2 separate regions of the Homo sapiens genome follow, and region 2 is linked to region 1. A link is a loop called in an ENCODE intact Hi-C map of the cell type or tissue named here. Cell type or tissue: OCI-LY7. All regions are shown on one strand. Each heading gives the region's core, and the rest is flanking DNA. Links, peaks and the distances in the headings are about the cores only. Region 1 overlaps MAST4 (microtubule associated serine/threonine kinase family member 4). Region 2 overlaps MAST4 (microtubule associated serine/threonine kinase family member 4).

Region 1 (2,926 bases), core at 334-2,833:
GAATCACAAAAAAAAATCTCATAATGTTTCAAGAAAGTTTACAAATTTGTGTTAGGCTGCATTCAAAGCTGTCCTGGGCTGCGGGTTAGACAAGCATGCCATAAGATAATATTTTTAATCTCTTTTCACCAAAGACTAGCATTTGCATGGAATGGCAGGGCACTTTTCCTCAATCTTCCTCTAAAATTGAAGTTCAGTGAACTGGATAAGTCCTGTCTATCCTGGCTTTACTGAAGACATTACATGACTCAATTATTAAAAGCTAACAGGTTCCTCCTCCTTTTCCTCCTTGAGGTTTCTCTAATGCCACCTGAACCCTGGTGATGATTCCATACTTTACCTGACAACCCTGAAAACCTGTCACCACTCTCCTCTGGGACAGCAGGTAAGGACGTTTGTGAGGAGCCTGTTAATTGTACACTTCAACTGTCCTCTAAAGAAAACTGGATTCAAAAGGATGTATGTATCCTGTTTTACCTACAGACAAACCTAATAAATTAAATCTGATTCTTATTTGTAAAGCAATACCCTAAGCCATCATAAATAATACCAGTTTCTTTAGGGGGAAAAATAAAATAAAATCTGAATGCTTTACCAGAAAGAAGAATTTTTTAAAAACGTTATTTGTCTTCTGAAATACAAGGAAAGCAGTCTCCCCTTACACTCCAGGGATAAGTTCCAGGATGCCTGGTGAATGCCCGAAACCACAGATAGTACCAAGCCCCATATATACTGTTTTTTTTCTATTAAAATATATACATACGTATGATAAAGTTTATAAATTAGGTACAGTAAGAGATTAACAAGAATAAAATAGCACAATTATAACTATGCTGTAATAAAAGTCATGTGAATGTAATCTGTCAAAATACTGTACTGTATTCACCCATTTAAACCACAGAAAGTCAAGCCTCAGATAAGGGGGGAATATGTTACTAATTTTACTGCTCAGTTTTCAGAAGGGATACTTGGATTAAGAAATAGAAATGTCGCTTCCTTTATATGCTTCTAAAGAAGTATTTTTAAACATTTTGGTATAAAAATCATAACTAATATGTGCTCAGCATGGAGTTATTCATTTAGCTATGTTTAGTTGTGCATGCAATAAGAATTACTGATAATGCATTCTAGCAACATGAAGTCTATTCCTTCAAATGTAAGTTATACCTAACATGTTCCACTAATTTTTTAAAAAGTTACTGGTAGGAATCCCTCTAGCTCAAGTATGCACCATTTTCAGAACATAATTCAAATATATAAACCTAGGATGTCTAAACATCTTCCATACGTTATTTTATATACTCAGAATGCTAGCAAGATTAACAGCATTCTCTTACTTGCAGCAGTGATCTGCAGCCCAACTTTTGTGGGGAAAAAAAAAATCTCTAGGATGCATCATAAAGCTTTTTAATTTCAACAAGTCTATTAGCATTTAAAAAGTTCTTCCTGGCAATTTTGTTACAATGAGAGAATTAGAATGTTTTCTTCCCCCAGTTGACTTAGCAAATCACCTTGCACGTAGGGCATACCTTTATCTCACATGCTTGACAGATACATCTTTTTAAAAATCCCCAGTATTTTTACCTCCATCCCTTGCAAAGGAGATTTGCTGATGTGCCACCTAGTGGACAAACTACCACCTTCATCAGTGCATTTCACCTTGTCTCTGGAGATGAAGATCAGAAGAAATATATTTCAGAGGATCATCTAATGAGAAATGCGGAGCCTGTCCCATCAAAGGTGCTCTAGAAGGTGATGCTCTGAATGAGCCAGAAGGGACTGCTGGCCTCTTTTACATATCTGTGGCTGCTCCTCATACTTGATTAGGCGCAAGGGAGGTAGCCAAAGGTAAAAAAAGCCCCACAACAGGAAAATGCTTGCCCGAGGCCATAATGAAAGTGATCACCTCCCTCCCACGTTGATGACCCAGCATCCAAGAGCTCCCTAGCACTGAGGAGGCACAGTGAGCAATTCTTTATTTTTCCAAATGTTTGAAGTACATGTTGATCATAAACAGGTTATTCTGATTTCATAATTTGTTACTAGGCCAGGTAACATCACAAAACTGAAAAATATCTCCTTCCCTAAGGTCCCAGGGGAGAGAGAAGGAACAGAACAGCACTGTCTGCTCCTGAGAAGTGGCCCCTGGAGGCCCATCCTCCTCTTAACCCACACAGGTCCCCCGGATCAGGTCCCCCGGATCAGGTGAAGCAGAAAGTGTTCAACTCCTCTCTCCTGACTTTCCAGAGATGACAGACAAGTAGGATAATTAAAGACCTTATCACACTATCTCATGTTCCCAGTAACCTTCCAACAAAACAATTCTGAAAGCAATGTAAGAGTGCAGCATGCAATTCTTATTTTGTCTCCCCATCAAACTACTAGATTTGCATCTAACATTCCTTCTTTCACAACTAACTACTACTTCCCATGGACTCATTTTTCTGTTTCAAGCTGTCAGAAATAAAAATTCCAGGTTCAGAGTTAAACCACCTATTTCTTCTCATTAGGTGAAATATCTACTCAATGCCATGTAATTAGCAGTTTTATAAAACTGACACTTAAGTACCAATCTTCTGCTTTTCCCATTTGGATAATTTATAAGTAAAAATACATGGCAATGTTGCAAGACTCAGAGATATTCTGTTCAGAAGCTGCACCTGGAGGAAATTCTCCTGCATCTGCCTTTCCTAAGGGAGCAGAGATGGCCGAAAAGTACAAGAAAGGCAACTGAACAGCTGGAATCTCTTTCTGGTTCTTCCACTACACTCTTGTATGACTGTGGAAAACTCAGTTAATAAACTGTTTCCTTTCATTTGTCTTAGTTTCCTTGAAGGAGGGAAAAATACACTTGTCTGGTTTTACTCTCCAATATTTTAGTTTAAAATTTTTCAAACCTCCAGTAAAGTTGGAAGAATAAACATGC
Region 2 (2,926 bases), core at 117-2,616, 120 kb before region 1:
CAGGTGTCAGTATTATTCTGGTTGTAATTTCAGTAGGAAACTATTATAGTCCTGCGCTGGGGAAACTGGATGCTATTTCCTCTTTTTTTTTAATACAGTGTACTAATATATACATGCCTTTCAGGCAGCAACGCTATCTTCAATATGAGCTAAATATTTTTTGTGATGGAGGCCAGGTATTGCATGAAAAAAGAAAACACCATTTCCAAACTTTCTAGATTGCCATGGAATAACTAGAAATCAATAAATGAAATCCAACATAATGTCTAGCTCAATCTTGTTTCATCAAGTGACAACTATAATAACTTCATTAGAAATATATTAAGAAAACTGTTAGAATCAGAGTTAGCTCGGCTCCTTTCACAAACCTCATTGCAACATCTCTCCCTCCCAGCAAAAGATACAGGAAAGAAGAAATTTCCACAAACCCAGTACAGAAATTCCACCCTCACAACAAAGAATTAGGTTCCTGATAAGCAACAAGAAAAATAAACTCACAATTGGAAAAATTAATAGCTTGAGGGAAAAACAGGGTACTAGGACCTGCGATCAGAAATAAACCTTTAAAAAACCCTTGTAAATGTCTGAAACTCCATAAAAATAAGGATAAACATATTCAGTGAGAAAATATGTCATTTTATATACTTCGGTAAGTATAAATGCATAGCATGAATTGCCTTCTCAGTTCCCCAAGCAGTAGATACTACTTAGGGTCTCATATCATTGTGACTTTAAAATGAGACACTTAGAAACTGACTTGGCCTTGTTACAGATAAAGTAAGTTCTCAGAAGCTATATTTCCCCTAAATTTGGTCCTCCAAGAAAATCTTCATCTCTGAGGGTGGGCTGTAAATCCAAAGATGCAGAGAAACATGAATAATTCAAGACAGATAAAGAAGCTTTACAAAAACCTTTATTTACCCTACGCAGCTGGAAGAAGAGTAGATACCCTCCACAGGACCAAGTATACAAGCTCAGTTCTGCCACAACAATTCTATCCATCTCTGCTTCTCCTTCCTCAAAGGTCCAGCACTGTGTAATCCTAAAGCAGGCACACCCATTCTTATTTCCTCTCAATCCACGATGTTCTGTCAGAGAATCGCTCAGTTGCTGAAAGACAGTGAACCCAGATAGAATGGTATAAAGGCAGCTCTTTACTTTCCTGCTTCACACATTCCTGAAAGCATGTCAAAGGGTCAAATATATATTGTCAGGGAAGTTTTTATTCCTTGAGACATAAAAAATTTTAAACTTCCTAATTCTTCCTCATATACTCCTCATTGATATACTTCCAATCTGTTCAAATCCTTTACCTTTGTTCTTCTCATTCACAATCATATACACACACCACTGGACCAAATACAATGAACGTCTTACTGAAGCTAAAGATCAGACCTTTTGGAAAGCCAGGTAATTTCCCTGTGGTGTCAGCTGCATTTAGTTTGTGGGAACTACACTTCTTACCAGATAATCAGCACATACTTCTGTTTTCTACTCACCTTTCTGAAACAACAGTAAAAAGCAATGAAGTACTCAAAACAGTGTTTTACTGCCAAGATGTTGTTGCTGCTGTAACTCAATGTGAGGTAGCAGAAAATGGTAATGGCCAACACTATCTATGGTATTAGATAAAAGCGAAATTTGATGAAATAAGGAAGTAGCTAAAGGGGGCACAGTTTCAGTCGTCTCTTCCTGCTCTCATTCAAGATGCTTTGGGGAAAAGATACCATGGCACATAGCAGACCCATTGTTCTTTAGGTCTTGGAAAGTAATTCTCTTTTCTTCATTCCACTTGGTTGGCCTTTATTTCTGAACATACTATATCATCTACAGGATAGTGATTGGGGTTCCTATGGAAAGGTCTCTGTATGAGGTAGAATTGGCTGCAGATAACTGGGAAGCCAAATAAGTGATTAAGCAAAATAGTTTATCGCTTCATTAGGTAAAAGAAGTTCAGAAGCAGGGGTGGTTTGGTAGCTACCAAATCATCAGACTCAAGCTACTTCCACCTTGCAGTTCCATCATCCTTAGCATGTAGAGTCTACCTTCATGTTTATTTCATGGACCAATACAGCTGCTGGAGCTCTGGCCAACACAAATTCATTCCAGATAAAGGAGAAAAGGAAAAAGGTGCCCAACCAGCTGTCTATCCCTTGAATTTAATTCCCTCTGCTTACATCTCATCAGCCAGCAGATAGTAACATAACTGTATCTAGCTGTGAGAGAGGGAGGCTGATAAGTATATCCTTTTAGCTGAAAACATTACCATCCTGACAAAAAGCAGAGCTTTATCATTAAAGCAAAGGGGAAGTACAGTGTGATGGTTAATTTTAGGTGTCAATTTGACTGGATTAAGAAACATCTGGAGAACTGGTAAAGCATTATTTCTGAGTGTGTCTTTGAGGGTGTGTCCAGAGGAGACTGATTGACATATGAGTCCATGAACTAAGTGAAGAAGATTTTCTCTCAATGTCGGCAGGCACTACCCAATCAGATGGTGGCCCAGACAGAACAAAAAAGACTGAGGAAAGGTGATTTCCTCCTCTCCATTTCCTAGAGGTGGGACATGTGTCTTCTCCTGCCCTTGAACATCAGAACTCCAGACTCTCCACCCTTTGGAATCCAGGACTTACCCTAATGGCCCCCAAGGTTCTCAGGCCTTCTGCCTCAGACTGATAATTACACCATTAGTTTCCCTGCATCTGAGGCTTTCAGACTTGTATTGTGCTGAACCATGCTACTGTCATTCCAGGGTTTCTAGCTTGTAGACAGCTTGTTGTAGGACTTCTCAAGCTCCATAATCATGTAAACACATTTCCCTAATCAATCCCCTCTTATCCATCCATCCATCCTCTATTGATTCTCTCTGGAGAACACAGCTAATACACACAGACTTTGGGTTAGCTGATGCTTCTCCCAGTCACCC

What was found. Hi-C counts contacts between places; a loop is a spot of excess contacts. Peaks named below come from ENCODE experiments on the same cell type or tissue, not always from the same donor. Only the 100,000 strongest peaks of a DNase experiment are listed, where the experiment ranks them.
Region 2: it touches region 1 in a loop (2.6-fold over the local background); 2 of 110 quality-filtered maps call a loop at or near these places.

What each region holds. Positions count from the first base shown.
Region 1 is chr5:66,813,303-66,816,228 of GRCh38, reverse strand. All of the region lies in intron 3 of MAST4 (microtubule associated serine/threonine kinase family member 4), which reads right to left. Among named protein-coding and RNA genes, the nearest start is that of MAST4-AS1, 190 kb to the left of the region's middle. In OCI-LY7, for the core only: CTCF peaks have their summits at 1,427 and 1,628 (motif pointing left); a DNase peak (open chromatin) is centred at 1,618.
Region 2 is chr5:66,928,931-66,931,856 of GRCh38, reverse strand. All of the region lies in intron 4 of MAST4 (microtubule associated serine/threonine kinase family member 4), which reads right to left. Among named protein-coding and RNA genes, the nearest start is that of MAST4-AS1, 74 kb to the left of the region's middle. In OCI-LY7, for the core only: no CTCF peak of the experiment used is centred there; a DNase peak (open chromatin) is centred at 1,666; H3K4me3 peaks cover 319 bases.